Regions from separate parts of the Mus musculus genome. Here region 1 is linked to region 2. A link is a loop called in an ENCODE intact Hi-C map of the cell type or tissue named here. Cell type or tissue: gastrocnemius. All regions are shown on one strand. Links, peaks and the distances in the headings refer to the core of each region. The heading gives the core; the rest is flanking DNA.

Region 1 (8,278 bases), core at 279-8,278, 230 kb before region 2:
AATGATGCTGCTTTTGGAATTTGATATTTTATTTGGAATAGATAAGCTCCTCAGATAAACATGGGCAGAAATGCACACTGTTCACCAAGAAAAACAGCGTGGTGGACTGTGTGCCCGCCCACTGTGGAGCTCTTGCTAGCATGTTTAAGATCCTGGGTTTAATCACCAGACTGCTCCCCACCCACCCTCACCCCCAATAAAAATAAAAATGGGAAATACAGCCTAAATCCCCACCAATCAGAAATTAACGATTGGTTAATCAAATTCCATATAACAGTTTTTGTTTTGTTTTGTTTTGTTTTGTTTGTTTGTTTAAGGTTTTCACAGGGCTAGATAGATGGCTCTGTGGCTAAAGCACATATTGGCCTTGGAGAGGATCCAAGTTCAGTTCTAGCGCCTTCATTGGGAGATCTGACACCTCAGCCCTCTGCAAACACCTGTACATACATATGCATCATTCAAAACAAAGATAAATCCTAGAAAGAAATCTCATTATAAAAGCTTTGACATATTTATACGTATTGTCAAGGAGAACTGTCTCTGCTATCTCAAATCCTTTATAGTTACAGTTATGCACAGTATAATCTTAATTTAAATATATATATATATATATGAATGATACCTTTTTAAAGACCAACCACACTTAAAAAGTGACTGTATTACCTGTGGCCTGGGGTAACTTTTCCTTAGGACTTTAAACATTTCCAAATTGCTTTTATTTTAGACAGTGGCAGTATGTATTACCTATAAAATCAGTAAAGATAATATATTCCTATTTTTAAAATATAACAAAATAGACCTCACATGAATTATCTAAACTCAACTAAAATTTATTCAATATTGGATAAAGTAGTATCAGGCAGACAAACTATTCCATGATGTAATTACATTAGTAAGTGGCTCATCTCCAGTGAAAACCCTTAGCCTACAGGAACTAATCTTGAGTGTAGGTCCTAATACATATATGTTCTTTACAAAATTCTTCATTTCTGTTGTATGGCCAAGGAAATAATTAAACCAGCTGCTATTTTAGTGTAACATGGGGAAGTTGTTCATTAGATATTACTTGCATTCACTTTTTGATGAGGCTCTGGTGTTTTTCATATTGTTTAATTTTTTAAAATTTATGGTATCTTGAGGAATAAGTTAAATTTTGTGGAATCATAGAAGTTGAAGCTAAAATACTGCTAAATTCATGGTTAATTTAATTGCACTGGTAAACGATTCAGAATGCGTTATGTTAAAACAATGACGACATTTCCTTGTCAATGAGCAGGAAACGCTGAGGAGGAAGACAGTGCTTCAGACTCTGAGCTCTGGAAGGGTCCGCTGCCAGAGACAGATGAGAAGTCCCAGTAAGTGCTCATTCGCAGGTGCTCCATCCTGGCCTCAGCTTAGCATCTGTGGGTACTGCCGTTCTTGATAGCAGTTGATGAAAATATTTAATGCCATGGATGTTGATTTAGTGCCAAAGTCTCCCTATCCTGGTAAGGTGCAAGTTTATTACCAGTCATTGTTTGGGGATGCAAGCAGCCAGTATGTGCAGCGTCAGTTCACTTTAACAGGCAGCCCTCTGTTCTTGCCTGGATTCTTTCCGAGACGGCTGCTCAGTCGCATCTTGGACAGCCTGTCCCATGGTGTTAGGATTCTCGTAACCCATTCCAAGGAGCCCCTTGAAGATTTACACAGGTGTAAGGATGCCTTGCCAGCAGCCATCTCAGCCTCCCACCCACAGGTGACCCAGTGCACTTGTTCTCTGCCGCCCTTGACTCCAGAGCCTGAGCTGCTGGCTACTTGAGGCTGGCTGCAAACACTAACGTTATTTAGCACTGGGTACTTCTCACCGTATTTCACAGGTTATACTGAATGTGGCGTCTCCTCAAAGCTCTGCTTTAGATGAAACCTCTATAAACTATAAATAGGTAGCCACTGTTCCCAGACTAATAAAGCACTGTGGCCTGAACAGATGTCCTCACATTCCTGGGAGTAAGACGTGGTTTGTTTTTTAGACATAGTTTCTGTTTCAGGCATTTCTTAAGCAGGTTGTAATTTGAAGTAGTGAACAGAGAAGGTACAAAGTCAACCAGAAAGGCAAAGAGAAGCAATGGTCTTTCACAAAGTACTTCAAAGAAAACTGAGGGGTTTTAAGAGAGGTGAAGTATTCCAGTTTTAATCATTCTGAGCATAGATAGGATTGTTTAGATACTAAGAATTATTTGAATTATGAAAGCCAACTGGTATAAAGAGTGATAGCTAATATACTAGACGAAAATATTTTAATTAGTTTCATATATCACTTAATTTTTTACTCTATTGATTTTTTTAATTTAATTTTCATTGAGTACTCTTGATTATAATCAATATTTGTACTTTTTTTTAATAGGGAAGAAGAATTTGATGATTATTTTCAGGATTTGTTTCTGTGAACTGGGAGAGAGAATCTTATTCCTTGGTGAGGAGATGTACAGAGACACTCGGTGAGTGTGTCCATGCTGTTGAGTCTGGACAGCCACTGGGATAGATCCTTCAGCAGCACGGGACATTTCAGACATTTCCTCCTTTACTTTCGTGGCTGCTCGGCTGCTTATCTAAAACCTGGTTTTGGCTCTAGCTCTACAGTTTATGGTATACTTGTTTCAAGTGTCATTTGAACATGGAGTGATTGTCATTGAGCTGTAAATAAATTATTTAGTGTCTTATTCTAAAATGTCAGAGTCTTTCCTTTCATTAAATAATTGTTATTAACTTATTCTGGAGTGCTCACCAGGCTTCTGGTGTGCATGAGCTGCTATGCTGAGCACTGCTTTGAAGGAGCTATTTTGAAAGTCATTTTACAATCCTTTCTGAACGATCAGAAAGCAGCAAAATTATTGCCAGTGTACCAGTGTTAAATATTGTGTAAAAGTCTCCTTATTGCCTCAAGGTGTTGTTTCTTTATAGTAGTACTTATTTTGAGTAAAAAGAAATACTTGATTTCTGAGGGAAATTATCTGAAACATCCAACATCAAAGTTGGAGTTTCTATAATAGTGGAATTTCTATAGCTAAGCATTCTTACAATGAAATATGTTGATCATTCAATGGTCATCAGAAAATAAGAGTTCTGCAAAATTAAATGGTAACTGGGAAGAGTACACACCATTTATAATAGAATAATATGTTTTGGATTGACAATACAGTTTATGATACGAAGTTCATGTATGAATTTAGATAATTATATAAAATCCCAGCGATCTAGCACAGTGGCCAGTAATGGGAGTCATTTTAAGGAGTCTTTGCAAGTCTAAGGTAATGTTAGACATCAACTCTATAGCTACTTCATGCTATGACTCCGTTCAGTCAGTGATGGTCGCCAGGCCCTTGGTCAGGAGGCTGTGGGGTTCTACTTTTAGATTACAGAGACTCTGAAGCCAAGTGCTTATTAGAGACCTTCATCAGACACGACAGTTGCCTCAATTCAATTGCTAATGACTAAGGGAGGAGAAGTTACTTGAGCTGATTGATATTTTGGAGTTAAGGAAAAAGATCACATAAATCTAAAGAAATAGTTTCTTATTTGGTATCTGAAATAGCAGTGCCTCCAGGAGAGCCTTAAATGAAGTAATGAGACAAAGCATCACTTCACCAGATGGTAGCTCAGTCGCTTCTCATAGCTGTTTCCCATTATGGAAAACATTGGGAGTGCCATTCATTCATATCGACTGAGAACCTACCCTGTGCCAGGCACTGCTGTAGATGCCAAGATAGAGTTCAGAGCAAACCTGGCAAAAAAAAAAAAAAAAACCCTCATGATCTTTATGTCCTAACATGAGAGACTTGTAAAATCAAAACAGGTGGTACTTACTTCTTGTCTGTTTAAAACTAAATCTTACTTGTTTGTTTGCTTTATAATAATTCATTTTCAAAGGCAGAGCTCTCCGACAATTTAAATTCAATTCTGACATTTACTGGCAGCAAGCCATGATGTCACGATATATTCTCACTTCCACATGCTCACCAGAGTTAACCGAGGCTTCTCTCAGGGAGGAAAGGCTGCTGGTGTGTTATCATATCCATCCTCCCACTTACAAGTAACCTTCAATTTCTTGTGGATGCATTAAATTTTCTGTATTGGTATCAGAGATTTCAAACCCAAGTTCATAGTAATCTCTACTTACCCAAAACTGCCTAAGCCCAGATCTCTGATAAACAGGAATATACAGAGAACATTTCTCGATCAGCCTTGCCACAGAGCTTCAAGACAAAACACTTGATTCTTGATGACTTTGAACACCAGAGTAGGCACATTACCACACTGGCTGTGCACTGCCTCTGAGGTTGGCTGTATTGTCCTGGGCCAGGTTCCTGCAGAGCGTAGAGTGGTATTGATCTGACCACTGAGAGTCAGCATGGGAATCCAGGCCTAATGAAGGCCATGAGGAGGTGGCAGACACAAAGGAAAGGACACAAGCCACATGACTCCACCCACCCAAAATGCATTGCTTAAAACTGAATCTTACCAGGGCTGGAGAGATGACTCAGCAGTTAAGAGCATTGGCTGCTCTTCTAGAAGACTTGGGTTCAATTCACAGCATCCACTTGGTAGTTCACAACTGTCTGTAACTCTAGGTGCTTCTTTGCTGTTTGAGTTTGCAGCAAAATGCTGGGTCCTGTTTCATATCCAGTCTGTTAATCTATGTCTTTTTATTGGGGAATTGAGCCCATTGATGGGAGGGAAATTAAGGAATAGTGATTGTTAGTTCCTGTTATTTTTGTTGTTAGAGGTGGAATTATGTTTGTGTGGCTCTCTTCTTTTGGGTTTGTTGAAAGATTACTTTCTTGCTTTTTATAGGGTGTAGTTTCTCTCCTTGTGTTGAAGTTTTCCATCTATTATCCTTTGCAGGGTTGGATTTGTGGAAAGATATCTGTAAATTTGGTTTTGTCATGGAATATCTTGGTTTCTTCATCAATGGTAATTGAGAGTTTTGCTGGGTATAGTAGCCTGAGCTGGCATTTCTGTTCTCTTAGGGTCTGTATGACATTTGCCCAGGATCTTCTAGCTTTCATAGACTCTGTTGAAAAGTCTGGCGTAATTCTGACAGGCCTGCCTTTATATGTTACTTGACCTTTTGCCTTACTGCTTTTAATATTCTTTCTTTGTTTTGTGCATTTGGTGTTTTGACTATTATGTGATGGGAGGAATTTCTTTTCTGGTCCAATCTATTTGGAGTTCTGTAAGCTTCTTGTATGTTCATGGGCATCTCTTTCTTTAGGTTAGGTTAAGTTTTCGTCTATAATTTTGTTGAAGATATTTACTGGCCCTTTAAGTTGGGAATCTTCACGCTCTTCTATACCTATTATCCATAGGTTTGGTCTTCTCATTGTGTCCTGGATTTCCTGGATGTTTTTGGCCTAGCAGCTTTTTGCATTTTGTATTTTCTTTGACTGTTGTGTCAATATATGGTATCTTCTGCACCTGAGATTCTCTCTTGTATCTGTTGGTGATGCTTGCATCAATGACTCCTGGTCTATTTCCTAGGTTTTCTATTTCAAGGATTGTCTCCCTTTGTGATTTCTTTATTGTTTCTATTTACATTTGTAGAACCTGGATGGTTTTGTTCACTTCCTTCACCTGTTTGGTTGTGTTTTTCTGTAAATCTATAAGGGATTTTTCTGTCTCCTCTTTAAGGGCTTCTACCTGTTTACCTTTGTTCTCCTGTATTTCTTTAAGGGAGTTATTTATGTCCTACTTAAAGTCCTCTATCATCATCATGAGATGTGATTTTAAATCAGAGTCTTGCTTTTCTGTTGTGTTGGGGTATCCAGGGCTCGCTGTGGTGCGAGAACTGGATTCTGAAGGTGCCAAGTAGCCTTGGTTTCTGTTCCTTATGTTCTTGTGCTTGCCTCTTGCCATCTGGTTATCTCTGGTTATCTCAGCTGGTCTTGCTGTCTCTGACTGTGGCTTGTCCTCCTGCAAGACTCCATGTCAGCACTCCTGAGAGACCAGTTCTCTCCCAGTGGGATTTGAGTATGGAGAACTGTGGCACAGGATCATCTCCAGGCGCAGATGTAAACTGGAAAGATCCTGTCCCAGGCTGCTCCTCAGTTCCTGTGTCCTGAGGGCTCTGGACTAGTTCCTCTTGGGCCAGGTATTTGAGCAGAAATGCCCAAAAGTAATATTAACTGGTCTTTCTAGACTTCTTTTGAAAATAAGTTTTTGCTCAATTAAATACTCAATTCTGAATATTTATTAACTGATTTAACTATAAAATTATATAGTAGTGTCTTACCAAAATTCTTTCAATAAGAGTAATAGTGTATGTTAAAAGTATTCTTAGTTGTACATAACAAAGTAATTTATTTTAGAGTTTGAAAGGGAGAAGGCATAGGGAAAAAACAGTTTTTTATAAACTGCTAAAAATACTTTGGCCATTGTTTCATTATTAAAGGAGAAAAATAGAAACGAGAGAGTATGTGGATTTCTTTCAACATCGTTTTTTTTTTTTCTTTGTTTCCCATACTGTATATGCATGGCTCATTCTATCCCGTATCTTCTCTGAACATGCTGATGAATGATTTTTAGTTTAGAAAGTAGAGGTATTGATCACAGGTATGAGTGTTATAGGCTGAGACCCTTCCCCTTACCAATCATATTGTAGACTCCTAATCTTTCGTACAGCATGTTGAACATAAGGTCCTTGGAGAGGTAACTATGGCTGAAATGAAGTCTCAGGAGTGAGCCCTAATCCAATAGAGCTTGTGTCCTTATAAGCAAGGGACACAGAGCTGCCTATGTGACAACCCAGGGTAAATGGCCTTCTAAAGAACAAGCATGCCAGTACACTAGTCTCGAACTTCCAGGTTCCAGCACAGGAGTTATGAGGAAATAAATGGCTGTGGTCTAAGCTGCCTGGCATGTGCTACTTGTCATGGCAGTTTCAGCAAATGAGTAGTTAGTGATCTATTTTATACTAGTCCCCAGGCTGCGAGATGGCGCAGCAGTCACGAGCACTTGCTGTCCTCCTTGGGATCACAGAACCCACGTCAGACTGCTCAGTTACCTGTAACTCAAGTTCCTGGGGACCTGGAGCCGCCTTCTGGCCCTCACCAGCACTGAGACACATGTCACATAGACTCAGACACATACATATAAACCACTCTTAATAAATACACACAATATATAAAACTTGTGACTCATTTCAAAATAGCATTTCTTTTTAAAATTTAAAACAAACTCAGAAAATCCATTGTTTTTTGTCATGTTTTGTTTTTACTAAACTTTATTTAGCTCACAGGGTTTCCAGGTCAGCAATGGATAATCTGTGGGTAGTCACATGGCAGAATCTCTGGGGCTCTTCCTCTTCTGTCACTTCTTGGTCACTGGACAGAACTCAATCAAGGAGGCTCTTTTGGATGTTTTTTTTTCGTGGAAACTAAGATGATACTTGAAATACAGACCAGTTAGATTATAACATTAAGCATGTTTTGGACTTTTTGTCTTCGGCGCTGCCTCCTAAATCTGTGGCAGCTAGTGAAAGACCAGAAAAAAGCATCAGGAGTCAGTGTGATACAGTGCTCGTCTTCTTACATCCCTGTGGTATTTGTATCAGATCTATAATAGGGTTTGACTGTTTAAAACCAATTGTTTATTCACAATTGGCTCACTTAAACATCAAACTCATGGGGCTGGAAAGATGGCCCGGCAGTTTAGAGCACTGGCTCTTGCAGAGGTAGTCCTTTATTCTCGGCACCAACATGATGGCTCACAACCATCTGTAACTCCAGTTCCAAGGGATCTGATACCCTCTTTTGACCTCTACCGGCAACAGAAACACACATGGTGCACATACACATGCGGGCAAGGTACTCCTCATATGCTTAAATTGGAGAAAATTTGAAAAATAAAATTCAAGAGCCAGGTGTAGTGACATATGTCTTTAATCCCAGCCCTTGGGAGGCAGAGGCTGGTGGATCTTGGTGAGTTTGAGGCAATAGTGGATTCCAGGACGGTCAAAGCTACATGAGGTCTTGTCTCAAACAACAACAACAAAACCAACAGGTGTGGATACACCTGTAATCCCAGCATCCCAGAAGGCAGGGCCAGGCAGATCTCTGTGAGTTCTATCTGGCTAGCCAAGGATTCATAGTGAGACTCTGTCTCAAAAACAAAATAAAGGTAAATTTGATTAGCAGTTACCCAGTCACAATCTCAGTGTCTGTCTCCTTGAGATTAAACAAAGCTGGAATCTGAGCCACAGGCACAGAACCTGAAGCCTGCAGAGAGCACAGTGGTCTTAATT
Region 2 (8,341 bases), core at 130-8,129:
CAAACAGCAAACAAACCTTAGCCAAGACCATTCCCCGGGCCTGTGGATTAATGGGTAGCTCTGTTCACACATCTATGTAACAAATATGCTGTCCTTTTCAAGTGTCCCTGTTCACTGACTCCTGACACTCCTTACCAGGGAACTACTATTACTACTTACCTTGGGCCCACACGAAGCCCGTGGTCACCCTGACTTCCTACTGGGAGGATATTAGTCACCGCCTGGATGCAGTGAACACTCTCCTAGTCATGGCAGAACGGCTGGTGAGTTATCTGTCCAGCATTTCCTTTTCGCAGACAGTAAGGTAAGCACGGGGTAGGTAATATACAAGCTTGGCAACTGTAGCACAAGATCTTAAACACACAATGGTCAACAATAGAGCAATTCAGTAACAACTGAGGAAATGGTCCAGAACTTGTAGAAGTTCACCGGTACTGGTGCCCACTCTTTCCCCATGGCTGTCCTAACCTTTACTAAGGAACTAAGGAGTTACCTCAGTCCATCCCTTAGAGACAACTCACTAGGACATCCACCCTCCAGCCTAAAGGGAGGAAAACACATGAGAAGGTGACAAGAGCCCCTCATTAGGGAAAATTAGGACGTCATACCCAGATTTCTGCTCACTTTCCATTCACCAGAATTCCAGTCCTACAGCCACACCCACCACGAGGAAGTCTAGTCTTACGTTTGTGTGAGCACATGCCAGGAGAAAGGCTTTCTTACTGAGAAAGACGGGAGGATGTAGAAGGCTGGGCAGAGGATTTGCATATAAAGGATGCTTTGTTCCAGTAGCCGGGTGCAACTTGTACAACTTTGCTCTTATTACAGAGATAGTCTCTGCTATGGGAAGAACCAGGGCTGCCAGTCTCTGCTCTTGCTTCAGACTCGGGGAACTCCTCTGAAGCCTGGAGGAGGTTGGGGTGGGGGTCCCTCTGGTTGGGGTGGGGGTCCCTTTGGTAGACCTGCATAAGAGCAGGCATGTGATTGATCGTCTTCTTGACATTGGTAGGCTACAACAGTGAGGAGAAAGGTGCCACATTTGGGACATTTCTACTTAATTTAAGATACTAAGTTACTTCTATAAAAATCCATTCAGCATTAATGTTAATTTAGAGTGTGGGGGAAAAAGGTGTTTGAACATAATCAATCCATCTCATATGTATGGAAATATCACATTAATCTCATTAATATGTGATTAAAATACATTAATAAAATAATTTCAGTTTATATTAATATCATTTTTATAAATGATAGACCAAGATATATAAGAAAATATCTGATGAAAAACTCCATAACAAAAAAATTATTGCTTTTTTATATACAGGCAGCTTTATATCAAAGATATATATATTTCTACCACTTTTCTTTTTCACCAAAATGGTGCATGTGAATGTCCTGGCTGATGCCCTCAAGAATAGCAACAAGGCACGTGCCAGGTCTTTATTAGGTTCCAAAGTCACAGTCTGGCTTCTGTCTGTGGTGAGGGGCATGGTTGCATTGGGGAATTTGAAATCATTGATGACTACAGATCTGGGCAGATCGTCCTGAACCTCACAGGCAGCGAGTGATCATGAGTGTGGGGTGATCAGCCCCAGATTGAACATGCAGCTCAAACCCATCACTTGGTTTCATCGTGCTGACAGCCCCAGGGAGTGCCGCAGACCATGACGAGGCAAACATACTTACAAATAAAAGGCCTCCAGGTGTCGGGGGTGGGAGCACCAATATAGAAGGATAATTGAACTTCAGTGTAATTTCCCATTTCGTAAAGGTGAAATGGAGGGGAATAGATAGACAGTTCTGTGACTAAGAACATTTGCTTCTCTTCCAGAGGACCTGGGTTCTCTTCCTGGAACTCACATGGCAGCTCAAAATCACCTATAGCTCCCATTCCAAGGGATCTGTTGCTCTTTTTTTGGCTTCCAAAAGCACCAGGCATATGTGTGGTGCACAGACATACATGTTGGCAAAACACTCGTGCATATAGAATTAAAAAATGAAAAAAATTAAATTAAAATTTATAGGTTTTAATTTATAAAATTTAAAATTAATATTTGTAAAAATAAAGTTGAAATTGACATGAAATATTTTTTAGATTTATTTATTTTATGTTTATGAATACACTGCCACTCTCTTCAGACACACCAGAAGAGGGCATTGGATCCCATTACAGACGGTTGTGGGCCACCATGTGGTTGCTGGGAATTGATGGACTCAGGACCTCTGGAAGAGTAGTCAGTGCTCTTAACTATCGAGGCATCTCTCCAGCCCAAAATACTATATTTTTTTTATTAGTTTTCATTTTCCTTCCTCAAGGGAGTTGGTGGAGAACTGGCCAAACTTCTAATTATGTTGGGGCCATTCCTCGGGGGGGTTTCTTGCCCTGATTCTCCTTATCATCTCCCTCCACTGACCAAATTGTCTGAGTTCAGGCCTAGTCGTGACAAAGAGAGTGGCTTTCCATGACCAGGACTTTGGCTAGGCCTAGCGGGCACTCCCTTCCCCTCTCTGTTGGCAGATGCTCAACTCGAGCACATCAGCATGTTCTGGGCTTAGCTTGTACTTTCTCAACTCCAGCCCTGAAATAACCGTTTCTCTAAGATGCTGTGGTCCCTTTAATAGGAAGTGACATTTGAAAAACAAGATCTAGAGTGCTCACGCTGCTGCTATATTGTTGCTTATAGGCCTTGCCAACCAAGAAGTTCACGGTCACACTCATTTGCATGTGCATATACATACATACATATATGCATATATTTATTTCTATATCTGTTAAAATGTTGAAGGCCAGAACAGTGCCTCCAATTTTAATCTACCACCAAGGACTTACCTTGGTAGTAAGATTAAAACTCTTGCCTACAGTGAGATTCCAGCTTCTGCCATCCTAACTGTAATGGTTGATTTGTTCAAACTTAAACTCCCTACGTCCACCACTGTGAACAAGTTCACAATGATTCATGTTTGATGCAGTTGGGTTGCCTTTGCCTTGAAACTAAGGACAGATAGTTAAAATGCTGTTTCCAAAGGTTACGTGTGGGTTAGTTCAACTGTCCATCTGAAATATAACTGAGTCCATACTATTTACATATATATCCTTTTGAGGGTTCCCTCACCTATTCCTGATGGTTTCTTCCTGTTTATTTTTGGAGTACATAAAATATTTACATAGTTCCAAAGGTCAAAATACAAGACAAGGCTTTCTCTATTGCTTAAACTTATCAGTGTTGATTGCATTTTGAATAAAAGTAAATAGCACGAGGCTATGGTAAGTATCAGTGAGTGAGAACAAAGCCCTCTGGCTTTCTGTAACGAAATCTTTTTATGTCCCTACCCCTCTACTCACCCTCTACCCTGCCTTGGAAATAACACTTTCTTGGACATAATGGCAGAATTACACAATTATCTCTCCTCTTTCTTGATTCTTCAGCAATCAAACATAGAGGCTGTAAAATCAGGGATCCAGGGTAAAATTCCTGCAAACCAGTTGGCGGAGGTGTGGCTGAAGCTGATAGATGAAGTTATAGAAGACACGAGGTACAGTAATCCTCTTCCTATCTGCACGTCCCCAGCATGCCCTGAATTCTAAGACTGTAGGTGCTTTTCCAATCTTGTCAAGTATTTCTCTGGAAAAAAAAATGCGTTTGAGCATTGTTTTGGGCTCCTTGAAAGTCCCACCCCAGCCCAGGAGAAGTTTCTGAATCACCCGGAAAACCTCCATTCTCTGGTTTGGTGCCAAGTCTAAAGTAGCCCAAGTAGGCCCAGGCTGGACTACCGGAAGCTGGCCCAGCAGCCTGAGGCAAAGGGTGGGAGTGGAAGAGAGGGAAGAGAAATAGCCTGAGCTAACCTTTCTGCAGAAGGACTCCTGACTTCCACAGGGATATAGGAACATGGCTTCCACCACTCAGAACAATGTTCCTAACTCATGTCTTTAGAAATAGCTTGCTGCTGCTGCTGTTGTTGTTGTTAAGTGTTTCAAGCACTCTGCCATCCTTCAGAAACAGTTAACACTAAAAACAGGAGTAACAGATAGTTAGAATGGGCCCTAAGCAAGGATGACGCGCAAATTCATTATACACTAAGAAATAAACAAGAAACAGCAACAATAACAACAACAACAGCAACAACAACAACAACAACACACACACACACACACACACACACACACACACCACGTTAGACAAATCCAGGACACAGACTTAGCCAGAGGACATTTCATAGCTGTGACTTAAGAAGTAACTTTTGGCATTTAGAAATCAAAAGGGAAAGTGACTCATTCCAACCTCATTTTAAATGTTGGCTAATAAAGCCACGAACAGGGAAGGTCGAAAAGAAAAGAGCATGGACTACACCTCTCAAGCTCTGGAAGCAGACATTTCCCCTTCTGGGGTAAGGCCCTTAGTCATCCCGTCCTCTTGCGCCCCCTAGTGGTTTATTCAGGTCATTGACAAACAGCTAAAATCAAGCCCCACTGGCTTTGTGACCACTCAAAGCTGAGAGACTTAGGGATTCCCTAAGGAGTGACCTCTAAATTACAGATAAGAAAGAAGGGAGACCGCAGTGACACTGGGAATTATTTACCCACTTAATGGCCAGCATCTCACTTTCAAAGGGCTCAAGTGTGACTTCGGAGCTCAACAGCACTCCCGTGAATTTTTGCCTTATGTGGCCACCGCAGGATCTTAAACCTTTATACACACGGTGCCACAGAAGTTAATGAAATCAAACAAAAACATACAGCGACAGCTTTCACATGGAAAATGCCTGTGATTTGCCAAAGAAAGCCCAGGCATGAGAACACATGCTGGCTTCAAAGAAGCAAGCTGGCATCTTTCTAAATGTTCTGTCGCAGGAAATTCCATGTTTGAGGAAAACCATGCTAGGATATCCTTCATATAAGGAGCTGGGTGGCATGCAAATAATGTAAATTCTAAGTGGGGACAATGAGTCGAATTTCCTGGTACTGGTGACAGTCTTGCCCTGTGGTTTCACCTACTTCCACAGTGAGAGAGAGAGAGGCACAGCTGACATGTGGCTAATCTGAGTCACTCACTCAGCTGTCCCTGTTTTTCTTGTGGACTCTTAACTTGGCTGAAAATTGTCCTATACAAGTGGTCCTTCTTATCTTCTGGAGCTCTCTGAGAACCGTCTGAGAGGATGACGGTGATGAAGATGACGGTACTGGGGATATTTAAACTTTGGTGCTTTAAAATTTGTGTCTTCTCCGATGCCAACAGAGACATCCTCAACTACAGTTTAAAGCAAGCAGCCCCTGTAGACTCAGGAGATTGCTGTCATTTCAATCTACGTGAAATGGCGTGCAGACATACATTAAACATGTGGGCAAACACAAGTGGACTTAGTTTTGAGACCTAGAATGTCATTCTTAGGTTTGTTTCTCTTCTCTCCTCTTCTTATAGATACACCTTGCCTGTCACAGAAGGAAAAGCCAACGTCACGGTTCTGGATACTCAGATCCGAAAGTTGCGGTCCAGGTTTCTCTCCCAGATACACGAGGCAGCTCTGAGGATGAGATCTGAAGCCACGGATGTGAAATCCACCTTGTTGGAAATCGAGGAGTGGCTTGATAAACTGATGCAGCTTACTGAAGAGGTAGACCATTAAAATACACTGTCATCTGTTTCCAGAAGGATTCTGCAGATGACAAGAAGGGTGGGGCAGGTGGTGGGTGGGTCATCTGGTATATCTGCGACTGGGATTGGATCTGATCAATGATAAAAACCAAGGACTTACTAGGATGAGGAGGCTACTGGAGAGGGTGAAAGTCACCCAAATTTTGAGTTGCGTTCCTGAGGAACCTGCAGGAAAAGCATCATGCTCGCACTGCGGTTGTAGAGCATTTTGTATGATGGAATAGTAGAACACAACACAGAGAATTAAAATGTCACTGTAGTGTGGATTGGGAAAAGCCTGGATTTAAATATTAAACCATGTGTGACCTTGGGCAAGCTCTTCAACTCACGTCAGCCCATTTTCCCTACCAGGAAAATGGAGAAAAACACAGTACTTAGGTCATAGAACTGTTGTGGGAATTTAAAGATGATGTCATAAGGAAGGACAGAAGAGTGTGGGGTATACAGTCGGTGCTGGATAAGTGTAGATGGGATGCCCCACACCTCCATGGCTGAAAGAACAAGAGTAAATGGATGCCTCCTGTCCTTGAGTGTCTAGGGTAGTGTCTTAGCTCCTTCTGTGCTGCTGTAACAGAATGGCACAGGCTGGGGAAGCTATAAAGAACAGAGGTTTCTTTCTAATGGTTCTAGAGGCAGGGAGAGTCGAGATTGAGAGACCTAAATTTGACAAGGACTTGTGTGTGTGTGTGTGTGTGTGTGTGTGTGTGTGTGTGTGTGTGTGTGTGTGTGTGTGTGTGATATCACTGGAGAGGAGTAGAGGATGGGGGGGCCTATTCTCACACAATATGGTAACTAACCCACTCCTGCAATTATGGGGCACAAATCAAGCTTCAGACATCTAACCTTGAGGAGCACACTTAAATACACTCACCGTAGCAGTGGATGGCTGCTTAGAGCTTTCTGGTGAAAGCTTTCTGATGAAAGCTACCAATGGCTTTCTCCAAGTGATGCTTGAGAGGCAGAGGGTATTTCCTAAAATACCTTTCAGATCAGCGTGGGTTACACCTCTTCACTTGCTCCCCCGTGCCTTCCCTTCTGCTCTCCCAGCCACCCACAGCCCATTTCTTAGCTCCATGTAATCACAATATTACTGTAGACGAGTGTCTCCCGACTCTGGGACATGGTCTTCACCACAGCCCCTAGTGTCTAGCCTAGTGCTATTTCTCCGGTCTCTCCACATGTAGACTCATTGAGTTTGCTTTCTTTCCCATCTGACCCATTGCCCAGCCTCAGAACAGCATGCCTGACATCATCATCTGGATGATCCGTGGAGAGAAAAGACTGGCTTATGCACGAATCCCTGCCCACCAAGTCTTGTACTCCACCAGCGGTGGGAACGCCTCTGGAAAATACTGTGGGAAAACCCAAACCATCCTTCTGAAGGTATGCCTTCATTCTGTAATGGGAAAGGAGGGGGTTGCTTTGTAACAGTCTGCCTGTTGTACAGCTAAGACGTGTAAGATCAATAACCTGTTCTCGTCTCTTCCTCTGGGGCTGTAATTTTTATTGTGACATGAGGGTGGTTGGCCGTTCTATATCTAGATACCGTTCTAGATCTCTCTGACATGAATAGTAGCATGACACCATCATTTGCTTTCTGACGTGAACTTTCTACTCTAAATGTTGCATATAAGCAATACATTTCTTCCATTGATGCTAGTGGGTGTTTAGGGAGGAAGGGTGGCATAGCCAGTTGTGGTTTAAGGTTCTCTAGAAGGAACAGATCGACAGAATAAATACACATTTAAGAGGGTATTTATTAAGGTTGGTTTATATGATATGGTCTGGGTGGCTCAACCATGGATGTCTCAAACAGAAAGGGCAAGAAGTTGGGAATTGATTAGTCTGCGAGGCTGGATCCTGAGAACTCTCAGTTTGGCACTGATGGCTTGAAGGATTCCTACAGAGCCACTGGTCTTCAGTTTCCACTGGAAGCTGGAAGCTGAGTCCTATTAGTAGGGAAATAATGCAGCAGTCGCAGCAACAAAGTTGATGAACTTGCCAGCAAAAGTGAAGGCAAGCAGGCAAAAAGAGAAGACCTTTCTTCTGTCTCCTTTATCTGGGCTGCCACCAGCAGGTACTGCTCACATTTAAGACTTCAAATAATACGATCAAGAAAATGCCTCACGGGAATGACTAGCATCTTGACTTTTTAGTTGGTTCAGATCCTGTCAAGTTGACAGCCATTATCAGCCATCACAGAGATTCTCTAATACAGGCAAGTTTTGATAATTGCTACTAGGACCCCATCCTAGAACAGCCCCACCCCCCACCCCCATGAAGAACTTCCCTGGGAATGTCTTGACAGTGGCCTAGGGCCACATCTAAGAACTCAACAGCGCTCCCCTTAGCATGCTCTGGCATCCTATCCTGCCTACCCCATCAGGAGCTCCTTGGATTTCACAATGAAATCATTTTTAAAAAGGGAAAAGGCAGAGCCAAGGCAGTGTACTCTCTAAACAGGGAGCTGCCTGCTGACCTCTAATGTGTTAATGTTGTTCATTAACAGTGTTAAATAGTGTAAATAGAATGGAGTGACCATCATCTTCCAAATGTTCTGCAGGATGAGTCTGACTTAGCACCACAATTCTAGTTGCTGTTAATAGTTTATTAGCAAAGGGTCCTTTGTCAGTTTTAGCCAAAGCAAATACAAACTCAGTCTGGTGGAGGGAAGGGTAGAGGTTCAGCAT

What was found. A loop is a pair of places that touch in the nucleus more often than their neighbours do. Peaks named below come from ENCODE experiments on the same cell type or tissue, not always from the same donor. Only the 100,000 strongest peaks of a DNase experiment are listed, where the experiment ranks them.
Region 1: a loop joins it to region 2, with 2.8 times the contacts of the local background. A loop is called at or near these places in 21 of 42 quality-filtered maps.

Annotation. Positions count from the first base shown.
Region 1 is chr19:38,182,906-38,191,183 of GRCm38, reverse strand. It overlaps Pde6c (phosphodiesterase 6C, cGMP specific, cone, alpha prime), which reads right to left. Exons shown (of 22, transcript NM_033614.2): 22 at 7,229-7,506. The coding sequence ends at 7,445. It overlaps Fra10ac1 (FRA10AC1 homolog (human)), which reads left to right. Exons shown (of 14, transcript NM_001081075.2): 13 at 1,277-1,355; 14 at 2,384-2,707. The coding sequence ends at 2,426. Among named protein-coding and RNA genes, the nearest start is that of Gm52398, 23 kb to the right of the region's middle. In gastrocnemius, for the core only: no CTCF peak of the experiment used is centred there; DNase peaks (open chromatin) are centred at 3,352 and 3,724.
Region 2 is chr19:37,951,636-37,959,976 of GRCm38, reverse strand. Myof (myoferlin) reads left to right here. Exons shown (of 54, transcript NM_001302140.1): 21 at 139-263; 22 at 3,428-3,534; 23 at 5,418-5,610; 24 at 6,879-7,034. Among named protein-coding and RNA genes, the nearest start is that of Gm52397, 30 kb to the left of the region's middle. In gastrocnemius, for the core only: a CTCF peak has its summit at 4,430 (motif pointing left); DNase peaks (open chromatin) are centred at 3,733 and 4,417; H3K27ac peaks cover 1,684 bases.